Linked DNA regions of Homo sapiens: region 2 is linked to region 1. The links are chromatin contacts, found by Hi-C or POLR2A ChIA-PET in ENCODE. All regions are on one chromosome and are shown on one strand. The core of a region is the stretch at or near the end of the contact, and the rest is flanking DNA. Distances in the headings are between cores, read along the strand shown. Region 1 holds the start of ARHGAP5-AS1 (ARHGAP5 antisense RNA 1 (head to head)). Region 2 holds the start of PSMA6 (proteasome 20S subunit alpha 6).

What was found. Hi-C counts contacts between places; a loop is a spot of excess contacts on that map. ChIA-PET counts read pairs that join two places held with the same protein, here RNA polymerase II (POLR2A). Pooled maps may share reads with other maps.
Region 2: a loop to region 1 is called in a map of naive thymus-derived CD4-positive, alpha-beta T cell, with 6 times the contacts of the local background. The contact joins the promoter of PSMA6 here to the promoter of ARHGAP5-AS1 in region 1. A Hi-C loop is called at or near these places in 1 of 168 maps with a recorded cell type or tissue (naive thymus-derived CD4-positive, alpha-beta T cell) and 7 of 50 pooled maps. POLR2A ChIA-PET finds 5 or more read pairs at or near these places in 1 of 52 experiments (activated CD4-positive, alpha-beta T cell).

Annotation. Positions count from the first base shown.
Region 1 is chr14:32,072,055-32,079,252 of GRCh38, forward strand. It overlaps ARHGAP5-AS1 (ARHGAP5 antisense RNA 1 (head to head)), which reads right to left and starts at 4,645. Exons shown (of 1, transcript NR_027263.1): 1 at 3,365-4,645. ARHGAP5 (Rho GTPase activating protein 5) reads left to right here and starts at 5,250. Exons shown (of 7, transcript NM_001030055.2): 1 at 5,250-5,381. RefSeq lists silencers at 4,671-4,930, 5,291-5,510, 5,309-5,603.
Region 2 is chr14:35,287,963-35,295,283 of GRCh38, forward strand. PSMA6 (proteasome 20S subunit alpha 6) reads left to right here and starts at 4,420. Exons shown (of 7, transcript NM_002791.3): 1 at 4,420-4,590. The coding sequence starts at 4,515. All of the region lies in intron 9 of PRORP-PSMA6 (PRORP-PSMA6 readthrough), which reads left to right. RefSeq lists enhancers at 4,121-4,707, 4,424-4,503, 4,624-4,743, 4,824-4,883, 6,337-6,516.

The DNA of each region.
Region 1 (7,198 bases), core at 3,395-5,894:
TATATATTTATTGAACTAGAAAAATAGTTGTATTTTTGCCTTTTTGAAGAAAATGCAACATGTGAATTGGCAAAATAAGTATTTACCATCTATTTTAGTTTAAAATAATAGGGAAAACCGACAGAGACTTAATTGAGAAGTGATTAGCCACTTTATCGTTGGTTTCAGAAACTATACTGCACCAGTTCTTTAGAATGTTTCCAGATGTTTCAGACCTATAGTTATTTGTTGTTAGTAACTCACATTTACCTACTAGAGAGATGTTATGTGGAAATATGTCGATTGTACTTGAGGAAGGACATCTAACTCAACTTTCACAGGTGAATTCAGCGATTTCTTTAAATGATTTGTATTTTCCAAAGTGATTATCTCAGCTGGCACTTCGAAATATAATCTAAAGCCTTCTGTTAGCCACAAATCCACAGAAATCCATAAAACCTAGAGTGTTTCATGTTATTATTATCAAACATTTATTGAACTTTCTACTAATGATCTTCTAGTTATTATATAGAGCCAAACATTCATTTTGTTATTCCTATGTAGAGAGACTCACAATCTAAATTTGGTCTAAATAGAGTGGGAAATTCACAAAAATTATGTTCATGAGGTTAAATAGTCAAGCAATACAAGTTCCTGTTTCCCATTGTAATGATTTACAAATGACAGTGGTAACAATCTCAAACAGAGAATTCAAATCCTTCAGTTAGCAATTCTTGCAATTATTTTTTAGCTTTATGGGGTTAACTTTATTGGGGTTGATTAAATTCAAGCTGTGATCTTTCATAAAAACTCAATAGAGAGTCCAGATGGCCCAACAATACCTCCTTTTGTGAGAGGAAATAACTTGAAGATTTTGTCTAATTAAAGTATTTGTGCTGGTGGGATCTGAATGAATTGTTTTTCCTTTAAAAGGAGTCTGCATTACAAATAATCTTTACAAAATACGAATTATTTAAAAATAGTGTGCTGCTTTCAGTATTTCAGTTATGTCCTAGGACTAGAGTTTCATGAGCATGACATTTTAAAGCTAGACTCTGATACCATCTTTGGGATTTCAGTCTGAAAATACAGTTCTGGAATATCAACAGAACAAGGCTGTGTGGAACAAAATGCCAAGAAGGTCAATGCACTACTTTCCTCCTGTTCCAGTCCCATGCTCACAATTACCTTAACTCTTGTCAAAATATTTTCTACAGTAACAGCCAAGACATAATTAGCACCTTTTCTTCATGTTGAAAATATCATTGGTACCCATAAAACAAATTTGGGGAAAGCCCTTAAGCACCTTAATGCAGCAAATGGCTACTGTGGATTGATACACCATTATTTGCCTAGCTGAAGGATTAATATCCCATCTTATCCTGCCTTCTTCCTCCCCTCAAGTAGGCCTAATTGTATGAGATAGAGAGAAAAAGAGAAGTCTAGGCAGGAGATGGGGATAAGGTAAAGAGTGGAAATACAGTTGGAAATTAAGCAAATATCTTACAAGTGTTTTGGCTATTTAGCTATTTACATCATTATTCTCCATCCTCTTTGTGTATTTTGTCTGTAATCAAGGTGATATTCTGACATAGGTTGTTCTCCAAAAGCCTGTCTTGTATCAGACAGGCTAAAGTATTGGTCAATTCTGTCATGAGTGGTAAGGCCCTTTATTTGGCTTTTCATATGTTCCTGATTGAGACTACAGAAGCCAAAGTTGTTATGATCAAAGATTTCCAGCAGGGGGTGTAGCTGCCTCTATAGGGTAAGTTCTTTTGAAGCCACAACATATGAAACATTTGAATATTGCAGTATTACCACTAATGGTAGAAGCTGGAATTATGATAACTTTTTTTATGACTGTCATGTCTTTTGATCTCAAAAAGACCATGCATATTAATACTTTATTAGGATGTGATGAAGAACTAGAGATTTATGAAGAAAATTTAAATTAAAAACCGAAAATGCCTGACAAATCTTATTCTAATTTTTTCAAAGTAAACGAGGAACAAAGAGTCCAGTTATTTTAATTATCCAGTACAGCAGAAGAGAGGCTTAACTTTTTTATTCTAGATAAGAAGAGTAGTTGATTTGAGAGGGCTTGTTAATATTTATTCCATTTCCATTTCTGTCCGATATTTGTGCGCGCGCATGTGTGTGTGTGTAAATAAGTTACCTATTTTCTTAAAAATTATCCTTTTGAGTAGGGAGGGTGGGTGTTTTAAAGCTTTTTCTCTGAAGTCTTGGCTCCTGATCAATTTTTAAAGATGCCATCTTACATATTTTTCCTCCTGCTCTTTGATGCCTTTTATTTATGGATATATAGGCATTATTAGCCACAGAATTGTGGCCCCCATTTCAGATTTTTATTGATACAGAAAACTCTATTTTTTGAGAAGAGCAAATTACATACAATAACTTATTTGTACTGGTAAACACCTTTAGACTATTAGTATTAATAAGAAACGAAGTCCTAAATTTCCAGGCTCCCTAAATCAAGATAAAGAACTGAAAATAATGTCGACTATGAAAATCATTGTTTGGAAATCGTGATCTTTTTTTTTTTTTTAACGTCTTCTGGTGTCTTCATTATAAGAAAATAAATGAGATTTCAAGTCTTCCCTGCCTCCAGTATCATGTCCTATAACTGAACATTACACCTTTTTAACGTTTTCTTTAGAAGCCCTGATTTATTTGGCTTTGGTTTATGTTGATACATGTCCATGATTATTAAAATTTCTGATTATTTAGGACATAATTTTTAAGGTATCTTTAGGGTGTACACTCTATAGTACTTAACATCTTATTCAGGTTATGACTTTGAACTGCATCATTATAACACTAAAAAGCAACCTTGGCTAACTTCAGTACCTTACGTAACATAAGAAATAAAGAATAACTTGAACTTAAAATACTTTTTATATGTTTACTTCGGGTATTCTTAAGGGCTTTCAGTACAAAGATAAAAACATGCGTTGGAATGCATCAACATTCCAACTTACATAAGTGGTGTAGATACCTATGGCATTAGTACCACATTTTGATGGTTGGACCACCCACCAAATTCCCTTCTCTCCTTTTTTACTTCTTTTTCTTTCTGTTTGCTTTCCTTGCAAGTTTCCTTCCGCATCCTTCTTTCCCACCTACAATTTGTAACTGAAAGAAAGAAGTAGCTACAGACCTTACCTAACCTACTCTTAACCTACTTGGTAGGTAGGGTTCAGATGCAAGGGAGTGGCTCGAATAAAGCATTTTAGTTATGCCTTTTAGAAATTAGGGAGCAAGAGATATATAGAAAAATTAGAAATGTCTCTTCTACCTTTATTAAGTCTACCTTTGAGAAATATGAAGGGCAGGAAGACGGAAAAACGAACAGAACTTCTGCTGGAATATTGTGACAAATTTACTGACAAATATTTTCTAATAGATTTTTACCAACAGGCAGTTTTTGTTTTCTTTACTGACAGACCGTAAATGTACTTCTGGTTGGCAGCAGCTGCATCATTATAACACAAAAGCAACCTTGGCTAACTTCAGTACCTTATGTAACATAAGAAATAAAGAATAACTTGAATTTAAAATACTTTTTATATGTTTACTAACATTAAACTATTTTCAATGCAGGAAATAAATATTTCCCCAAAGAGGAATCCCCCCTCAATTACTTTCTTTCAGACTTAACAAATTGGAGTAGATGTGGTTTTGCTCATTCTTTTATCTGCTGGCAACTATTTTAAGTCTCCTGTGCAAGGCAGATTCCGATGACCTCGGGAAAGTCACAGGACCTCAGTTTCTTCAATGGTAAAAGCAAAGGCAGTGGTTTCTACCGTCCTTTCTCACTGCACCATTCAGCGTCAGTGCCCTCATGAGAAACACACCCAAAGCCCAGTGTGCTCTACCCCAAAACTTGTGAAATTTCTAGAGTCTCAAAAAAGTGAATATGTTTAAGGCAGTATAATAAAAGCCAGGTGGACGACAGTTCCTAAAGTTAGGCTGGTAGTGGCGTGAACAGGGGTCTTTTGGGCCACCCTGAGACCCGCCCCACGGGGCTTCTCGATCCACGTCTTGGCTTCTCGCTCCACTTTCACAGAACGTACTGAATCAGGGGCCTGCATCCCCGTGCCGTGCCGAGCCGACGGAGAAATGGACTCCTCTTCTCGCTCCTGTGGAGTTTCGTCTTCTGGGTGAGTGTGGCACCGGGTCCTGGGCGGGTGATGTCTGTAGTTGGCGAGCGATCCTCAGCCAGAAAACTGGCTGCGCACACAGGCGCAGACACGCGAACATGTTCCTGCGAACGAGCTTGGGCGCATGTTTTCCTCCCTTGCTTTCTTTAATGCTCAGAGACCATAAGGGGATTTATCGAGAAGCATTCGGTGCCCATGCCCGGTTTGGAACCGCGAGCACAATATCTGGTTCCTTTGCAGTACGGTGGTTTGCTCTTGAGTTACGACCAGAAACCGGAACAGAAGGAAAGGGAGAAGCAGGGGAGGTTCGGGGACGACGGCGCTCCGGGCAGTAAGGCAGTAGCTTCCAAAGCGTGGAGGATGGGACTGAGGAGGAGCAGAATACGGAGAAAGAGGGAAGCTGAGGAAAAATACTCACGCCAATGGGTAAAAGGGAAAAGGTGAGAAGGAATGGAGTAGGGGAGGGAACCAATGGTGGGAGAGGCGGAGGAAGAAGGGGGAGGGGTAGAAGCCAATGGGGGAGTGGAGGGGAGGGAGAAGCAGAGGGGAGGAGGGAGCGGGGACGCGAGCGAGGACGCGGCCCCGCGCGCTCGTCCCCCTCCCTCCGACTGGATAGCTCGCGCCTTCCCAGGCTCCCGGGAGACGAGGGCAGGGGCGGGGCCGTGCCGGGTGCGCGGCGCGGGAGGCGTCGCGAGGTGAAGGGGCGGGGACGGGGGATTGTGGGGAGGGCAGCGCGGGTTCGCGCGCGCGCGCGCGTCCCGTCCAGGCTGCGCCGCCGCGCCGCCGCTCCGCCCCCGGTCGGGTGTGTGGCTGCGCGCGCCGGGAGAGATGCTGAGGTAAAGTTCGGGAGAGAGGGAGAGAAATCCGTCAGCGCGAGGGAGCCCGAGTGGCCGCCATTACTGAGCCCGGCGCGGCGGCGGGCGCTGGGGAAGGGGGGAGGGACGGGCCGCCGCTGGTGGCGGGGAGGGAGGGAGGGAGGGTGGGTGAGCTGGCTGCGGGAGCCGTGGGGCTCAGGGTTTCGGGGCGTGTGTGTCGGGGAGGGCGGGGGGAGGTGGCTGAAGGGACGCGCCGCTCGGTGAGCGCGCCGAGGAAGAGAGGCGAGCGGAGAGTGGAGGAGGAGGCGGCGGCGGCGGGAGCGGTCCCCAGGAATGTCGCTGCCGCCGCCACCGCCGGGGCCGCTGCCGTTGAGGAGGAGACGGAGGAGACCGACGTTGTTAGGTAGGACCTTGCGGACCCCGCTCCTCCAAGCCTGCCTGCCCCCTCCCGGACGGGGACCCTCCTGCGGCTAGCTGCCCCGCTCGGTCGCCGCTGCCGGTTGTAACCAGTTGAAGGGGCTGGGGCCCCGCGGCCGCCGAGGGGAGCCTGGCGCTGCGCTCGGTTTTCGCAGGCCGGGCGGGCAGCAGCTGCAGCGTTAGGGATACGTTCGGCGTGAAGGGCAGAGAGGCCGGGGGAGGGGGTGCTTTCTCCACAGGTGACGGGGCCAGGGTCGGCGGAGGCCTGATGCTGGCCGGGGATCGCCGGCCCCGCCAGGCGTCCGCTCTCGCCCGCCGCCTCACTTGCTCGAGTCTCGGGTGGTCCGTCGAGAGGGGAGGTGGCGGTGTCCGTTGGCCGGGTTGCTGCTGTTAACGAGTTCCACCTGGAAAGGGTACACGGGGCGGGTGCAGATTCGCGGAAACACAGTCTCGGTTGCAAACTTAAACGCCTTGTAGGGGGGATCGGCCCTTTCACTTTCCCTCATCTCCTCGACTCCTCCCTGGGTTCTCTTCACCAATTTTCCATCTGCTTTGAAGCTTGGAGTAAGATATGAGAAGTTGCACTGCGCATCCAGAGCCCAGAGTCCTATGGGCTGACTGCGACTGGGTTGAGGCTTTGATACTGAGTTTTCGCTAGAATAACCTCCAGATTCTTCCTCTCTTTCCACTAAAGAAAAGTATCGGGGTGGGGGTGGGGAGCCGCGCGGGAGCGCGCGCGCACTTATCCACACAGAAATACTCCCTCTCACCCTCCCTCTTCAGCGTTATTAGAAATGCAAGAGAGCTGGAGGCTCGGGGTGTAGCTGAGGTTGAAAGGTGCACGGAAGTAAGGGCAAACTGTTATTAGGCCGTTTAGTAAAATCCCGAAAAAGTTGTAGGGGAGACGCTTATACTTCTACCATGTGATAGAAATTCGGATTTGGCCATCGCTTAATAAATGGGAATTCAAATATTTTGAGATAGAGCAAGATAGGCATATAGATGGGTTTGTGCTTACGTTTTAAGTTTAAATTCTTATCGATCATTTATTTTTTCCTTTGTGATAGGCAGGAAACTGAATTTTTTTTTAAATGTTCAGGTGTAAAACAGCAAAATGCTTCGCTGTATTTACTAGTACTTGCTTATGTTGCTTTCTACAGGTAGGGGCGGGGGGCGAGTTTGTCAATTCCACTTAAATCCAGAACCAGTATTCAGTTAGAATGTTAGGTGGTGTTTATCCGCATGAAGGATCTCGTTCACTTCATGGGAGCTTGCTCTACATTTCCACTTAAAATGGTTCTCCTAACAAAAATTTCATCTAGATGCAGCGATTAGACATTTGGAATAATGTTTGGTTTAAAAATACGTTAATGAAACCTTTTGCTGTCAATTCTAGTTTATTTGTACTGTAATACGATAAAACGGTATTCTTATTCAGTGTTTGTAGATAAGTATTACTAACCGTCTAGGTAACCTACTAGATAGTTTCTTGAGTAAGATTTTGCTTTCATTTTAAATTCCTTTCTCATTTTTTGCTTTCATCTATCCTTTGTATACTAATTGACCTCCATTACCTTTATCTGTAGTACAAAGAGCGGTAAGTATGTGTCACCAAAAACTTGCAAAGACACTGGAGCAATTTATGACTAAACGCACTGGAGTGAAAGGCTGCGCATACCTATGCTTGTAACTTTCAAGAAATAGCACTATTGATCTAATTGACTTAAAGCAGAATCAGACGGTACAGATGATTAAATAACTATTGATTTGGTTGTCTTGTGTAGGCTGTGTTTTTAAACCTAG
Region 2 (7,321 bases), core at 3,170-5,669, 3.2 Mb after region 1:
AAAGATTTCCCAGAGGAATTCATTTAGCTATGTGGAAAAATCTCAAATTCTAATATAAAATCTCTGACCTTTTAGGGTTTTGAAATTTGGATCTCTCATTTACTGACAAATCTTTTTGAATAAAGAAAAACAATTAACATAATAGAAAACCTAAACAGTGAGAATGCATATTCAACAAATGATTGGAGTGCTTACCTCAGGCTAGGCACTGTTTGGTATTGAGGATACACTGGTGAACAAAACAGATGTGGCTAGTTGGGCATGGTGGCTCACGCCTGTAATCCCAGCATTTTGGGAGGCCGAGGTAGGCGGATCACTTGAGGCCAGGAGTTTGAGACCAAACTGGCCAACATGGCAAAACCCTGTCTCTACTAAAAATGCAAAAATTAGCCAGGCGTGGTAGTGCACACCTGTAATTCCAGCTCCTTGGGAGGCTGAGGCACAAGAATCACTTGAACCCAGGAGACGGAAGTTGCAATGAGCCGAGATCGTGCCACTGCACTCCAGCCTAGGCGACAGAGCGAGGCTCCATCTCAAAAAATAAGCCAAAAACAACAACAACAACAACAAAAACAGATGTGGCCACCACCCTCAAGGAGCCTGATTTTTAATCCTAGCTTTCAATTTATGTTTGTGTTGAAAATGAGGTTGATTCCTTCCAGGAAGTATCCTTTAGAGTATTAAAATATATACACCATCCAAAATCCTATGCCCAGCTTAAATACCATACCACAAGAGGGGATGAAGATTTGTTTGAATGTGTGAAATAATTCTCATAGACTGCAGGGTGCGTAATATGTGTGATTTGAAATATCCCATCACAGGCCAGGCATGCTGGCTCACACCTGTAATCTCAGCACTTTGGGAGGGCAAGGCAGGAGGACTGCTTAAGCCAAGCTTGTCCAACCCATGACCTGCAGGCTGCATGTGGCCCAGGATGGCTTTCAGTGTGGCCCAACACAAATTTGTAAACATTCTTAAAACATTATGAGATTTTTTTGCAATTTTTTTTTTAGCCCATCACTTATCATTAGTGTTAGTGTAGTTTATGTGTGGCTCAAGACAATTCTTCTTCCAATGTGGCCAGGGAAGCCAAAAGATTGGACACTCCTGGCTTGAGCCTAGGAGTTTGATACCAACTAGTAACTGTCACAAATGAATTTAAATTCAGGTTTAAATAAAAAAGGATGAACTAACTCCCACACCATTAGGGATTCATTCATTCAACTAATATTTATTGAGCACTTAATATATGCTGGTTATTGTTCAAGTTGTCTGAGCTGTATCAGTGAACAAAACAAAAATCCTTGCCATCACAGAGGTTAAATTGTGGGTGGGCATGAGGGACAATAAACAGTGAACAAATTTATGATTTTTTTTTTTTTGAGACAAGGTCTCACTCTGTTGCCCAGACTGGAGTGCAGTGGCATGATCTCAGCTCACTGCAACCCCCACCTCCCAGGCTCAAGCGATTCTCCTGCCTCAACCTCTCCCGAGTAGCTGGGATTACAGGTGCACACCATTACTGCATGGCTTTTTTTGTTGTTGTTGTATTTTAATAGAGATGAGGTTTCACCATGTTCGCCAGGGTGGTCTTTAACTCCTGACCTCAAATGATCCACCCACCTCAGCCTCCCAAAGTGCTGGGATTACAGGTGTTGCACCACGCCCAGCCTAAATTTATGAATTATATAACAGAAAGAAAAAAGATACTCAGGAGGCTAAGGCCAAAGGATCCCTTGAGGCCAGGAGTTTGAGGCTGGCCTGGGCAATACAGTGAAACCTAGTCTCTAAAAAAAATTTTTTTTAAACTAGCCAGGACTGTTGGTGTGCAGCTGCAGTCCCAGCTCCTTGGGAGGCTGAGGCCAGAGGATCACTTGAGCGCAGGAGTTCAAGGCTGCAGTGATCATGCCACTGCACTCCAGTCTGGGTGACAGAGCAATACCGCATTTCAAAAAAAAAAAAAAAAAAAAAGGCAGAATAGCAGAGCAGGAACAAATGAAGGCAGAGGGGGAGAAGTATTAAGAAATTAAGACTGCTACAAAGTTTTGGCTCTGAAGACTTGGAAAATGTGGTACAAGGGGCAGGAATTCGCTTGAGAGGGAATAGATGAGATAAGGAGTTCTCTTTCAAACGTGGGGTTTTGAGGTGCCATATGTCTCAATGTGAAAAATATCCCATTGGCAATTAGAGAAGATCCAGTTCCAGAGAAGGGTCCAGCTAGAGACCTAAATTCAGGAGACATCAGTATAGAGCCAGCTGTTGAGGCTGTGAGACTAAGTTCATCCTCCTAGCAGCCTTACCGAGAACTCTGACTATGCAGGCAAACAGTAGGAATTACAGTATACCAGGCTCTTTCAGAGTCTGAGAAGACAAAAGTCTTCAAAAGGTCAAGAGGAGTTGGTCCTGAGAGTAGGGACCTGAACCAGAAGCAAGGGAAAACTTTTATCAGTCCACTTGGGAACTAGCCAGTGCTGGAAAGTACCCTTTGTGCCAGAGATGCTGTATGCATTTACCGTTTTCTTAACCATGTTTCAGTTTGGGATTTTTTAGATTAATAAAATAGAAATTAATTTTTAAAAACACTTGAGAAATTGGAATTCCCTTATGAAGGTCTTAGAACATTTTTTCTTTAAAATAGAAAGTTAGTTTAGGAAATACATTAAAGGAGTAAGAATCCCTACTTCAGTATTACAGCAGGCATTACAGTGCCACAAACATTAGTGTATCTTGCCTTCCTTGTACACAAACCATCTTTATCTGGGGAGAAAAACAACTATCCTAACATTATGTTTTGCATTTTGTATTCATTAAATGGGAGTGTGCCTTGGGGAAAGTCAAAATAGGCACAAATTTGCGATTTGAAAAGCCACCTGCTCTTCTCCCGGAGCTACCTCGCCAGCTTGGAATTACTCTCATTAATCCATGCAACACTAGCTGCTCTAAGCCCCATCCCCTCAGCTCTAGTTCATTATTAATCAAGGGTGCTTAACCTCATTCCCCATTACTCGTATTTCAACCTCAGTTCCACATTTTTTTTTTTTTATTTAGATAGATCTTCCTCTGTCGCCCAGGCTGGAGTGCAGTGGCGTGATCATAGCTCACTGCAACCTGGATCTCCTGGGCTCAAGCCATCCTCCCACCTTAGCCCCCCGAGTAGCTGGGACTACTGGCGCGCGCCACCACGCACAGCTAATTTTATTTTTTGTAGAGACGGGGCCTTCCTATGTTGGCCAGGCTGGAGTTAGGCTTTCTTTCTTTTTTTTTTTTTTTGAGACGGAGTCTCGCTCTGTCGCCCAGGCTGGAGTGCAGTGGCATGATCTCGGCTCACTGCAAGCTCCGCCTCTCCGGTTCACGCCGTTCTCCTGCCTCAGCCTCCCAAGTATATGGGACTACAGGCGCCCGCCACCACGCCTGGCTAATTTTTTTTGTATTTTTTAGTAGAGACGGGGTTTCACCGTGTTAGCCAGGATGGTCTCAATCTCCTGACCTCGTGATCCGCCCGCCTTGGTCTCCCAAAGTGCTGGGATTACAGGCGTGAGCCACCGCGCCCGGCCTCCGCTTTCAAGACTAAAAATTGCCTGGGCACTGTGGCTCAAGCCTGTAATCCCAGCACTCTGGGAGGCCGAGGAAGGTGGATCACTTGGGCTCAGGAGTTCGAGAGCTGCCTGACCAACATGGCGAAACCCCGCCTCTACTAAAAATACAAAATTAGCCGGTCCTGGTGGCACACGCCTATAATCCCAGCTACTCGGGAGGATGAGGCAGGAGAATCGCTTGAACTCAGGAGGGGGAGGTTGCAGTCAGCCGAGATCGCGCCATTGCACTCCAGCCTGGGCAACAAGGGCGAAACTCTGTCTCAAAAAAAAAAAAAAAAAAAAAAAAGACTAAAAATTGTCGGGGCTGCTGGCCAAAAGAAGATCTTGCCTGGCTGTCAGAAAATAATGTTCTTTCCAGCGGCTGCTTGAACCCGCTTCCTTCAGTGCCTAAATTTAACGGCTGCAGCTGCAGCTGCAACCTGTTTCCCCCGTAATAGGAATGAAAGTGGAGGATAAAAGAGGTTAGGAAGAAGGCAAGCCAGCAGTCTGACCAGACACAGGATGCATGTAAGAGACTTGTTAATTACACGTTCTATTTAGGTCACACTGATAGGCAAATCGCTATTCTGGGCCCCCAGGAAGCCTTTTCGTCCTTGCTATAGTCAATTCATTCTCCAGATGAAAGCCTGAAAGCGCCACGACCCAAGTTTCACGTCTATCCACTCAAGAGGCCTGCTTGGCGCAGGCGCATACCTTCAAAGGCCTCCCGCCCTCACTCCACCACCCCCTTAGGGGGCGGGGCCTCAGAGCTCAGTGCTCGAACTGGCTCCAGAGCCGTGAGTTCGGCATGCAAGAGCGGAAGAAACGCGGCTGGTACCCCGGAAGCAGTCGCTGCAACTTCCGGGAGGTGCTTGTGTGCCTGGTGCGGGAGCTACGGGGCCCAGGGATTGTGTTTAAAGTAGTGCTTCTACCAACATGTCCCGTGGTTCCAGCGCCGGTTTTGACCGCCACATTACCATTTTTTCACCCGAGGGTCGGCTCTACCAAGTAGGTGAGTGAACCAGGTTCGCCTGTGGGCCACCTGAATTGCCCTGTCATGGTACGTGCCTGGAGCGAGCAGACGCGGCCCGGGTTTAGTCTGGGGCCGAAGCTGGGCTGGAGCTGGGAAGGGAGAACGGCTGAAGCTGGATTGAGCTCTGTGGTGTTTGCACCCCCGTCTGGACGCAGGGATCGGGGGCCTGAAGGCCTGTCTCTGCAGGGCGAGCGGCCACACTGCGTAGACCCAATGGAGAGTTAAGGAAGATAGGGCTGTAATGCCTGACTCCGGCTTCGTGAGGCCCCTTCAGTTATTGTATTCTGTCCTGGCCAGGCACAAGGTCTGTTTCTAAAGGGTAATTGATTCCTTAACGTCTCAACTAAAATGCCTCCTCTCCGTTTTCCTTTGTTTGCAGCATGGACTTCTGTGGTTAATTCCACACAGGCACTCGAAGCCTGCTATATACCAGACACTGCTAGTCCTAGGAGATACAAATGTGAATGTTACACCCTCTTCTATACTGAAGCTCACAGCTTAGAGTGACAGATACGTTAAACAAACGGATAAAAAAAATTAAAAGTGCCAATTTACAAATATCTACAGAGTTCAAGACATCTTTGGGAATCTGATAGAATGAGTGACTCAATTCTAGAGCTGCTCTTGAGATTGGCATCCCCTTTTTACCCACATCTGTTTGAATGCTCCTGTAATTTAAATGCCGATTCTGAGTTGTAGATGAGGTACTGTGTACTAGTTTACTGAAGAACACCTGTAGTGGAAAGAAACTATCAGTTACTCGGAATAGTAATGTATTGCGCTGAAACGGTGTCAAGGTTTAGGTTATGATTATAAGCCAGACCCTTGATCTCTTACCATAGAGAATTTAGTGTCAGGAGGGCTTGATTTACATCTGGTCCGTGATGGTTTTATTTTTGAATGAGTTTAGTGGCTCCGTGTCTTGCACAGTAATATAATCATCTGTGCTTGGAATCATAAGGAGAGAGTTGGTCTGTAAATGAGGTTCTCTTCACCTGTAAATTTTAGAAATAGAGTTAAAGATAACTTGGAATGAAACTGCTCAGTGTATTACTGCATAGTGTATATAATGTAGCAAGAAACATCTTGTTGGATAATTCAGTAGCCCTTTTAATTTATCCCCAATTGAAAAACATGATTAAAGATAGAACAAAGAGATAACTGTATCCTCAAAGAATTTTCATTTATTGTATTAAATTCCTGAGTTTTAAATAATTTTCGTATATTAGACTACTGCTTTCAGCGTTCCATTCGTGATTTTTAATATGTGAACAGGAAAAGTCACTCTGAGACCTTTACTTTGTTTCTATATACTGTATTGTGAAGTCCAGCCATAAAGCATAATCGTTAATGCTTCCCAGATTTGGTGAGTGGAAAGGCTGAACACAGTGTCATTGTGATGGTTTTAAAAGATTTGGAAGAGAACATCTATCTGAAAACAAGTTCATTATCTAGACAGAATGATTTTTTATTTATTTTTATTTTTTTGAGACAGAGCTTCACTCTTGTTGCCTAGGCTGGAGTGCAATGGCGCGATCTCGGCTCCCCGCAATCTCCGCCTCCCGGGTTCAAGCAATTCTGCCTCAGCCTCCCAAGTACTGGGATTACAGGCATGCGCCACCACGCCTGGCTAATTTTGTATTTTTAGTAGAGACGAGGTTTCTCCATGTTGATCTCGAACTCCCAACCTCAGGTGATCCACCCACCTCGGCCTCCCAAAGTGCTGGGATTACAGGCGTGAGCACCGGGCCTAGCACCAGCCTAGACAGAATGATTTTAATCTCTGTGAATAACACACTCCCTCTGCTATTCAGGGCATTAATTAGACATTGTTAGGAAAATGAAAGTGAAAGAGTAGTATGAGCAAGCAGTATAGTGAAGAGTTCAGGCCCTGGAGTCATACATGGATTCAAATCTCTGCCCTGCTCCATACTACCTGATCTGGGCACTTGCCAGGTATGTAACCTTAGCCTTAGTTTCTCTTTCCAAAGTTGGGCTCATAATAATTCTTCCTTAAATGGTGGTTTTGAGAATTAAATAAGGCAATGTATGTAGAGTGCTTAACGTGTGCCTGCCACATAGTAAATGCTCAGTGAATGTTATTAGATGCTTGTTTGATTCTTTGGCCCCCCCTTTTTTTTTTGGTCTATTAGATTAGTAGCTCTGTATGGAATATTTCCCTTTTTATGGGTCCTTCCATGCTTAGTTCTCCAGTAAAATATATACATAATCATAATATTCTAAATACTGTCTGTTTGTAAACTTTAGAATCCTCCAAAGACAAAGCATGGAAGGATTATAGGATGCAAGTTGTTAACATTGACAGTAGGAAAATAATATTTTAAAAATGGGATGATGATGAGGGGAGATTAATGGAAGGTAACTATGCTCTTTATCTTCCATACTTGGGACTCAAAAGATAAATGTCGTCTAAAGTTGATATATCAAAAAATAGAGGTAGACATTTAAAGTTATAATGCTTGGCCAGGTGCAGTGCCTCACACCTGTAATCCCAGCACTTTGGGAGGGCGAGGTGGGCAGATTACCTGAGGTCAGGAGTTGAAGACCAGCCTGACCAACATGGTGAAACTCTGTCTCTACTAAAAATACAAAAAACTAGCTGCTTGTGCTGGCGTGCCTGTAGTCCTACCTCCTCAGGAAGCTGAGGCACAAGAATCGCTTGAACCTAGGAGGCAGAGGTTGCAGTGAG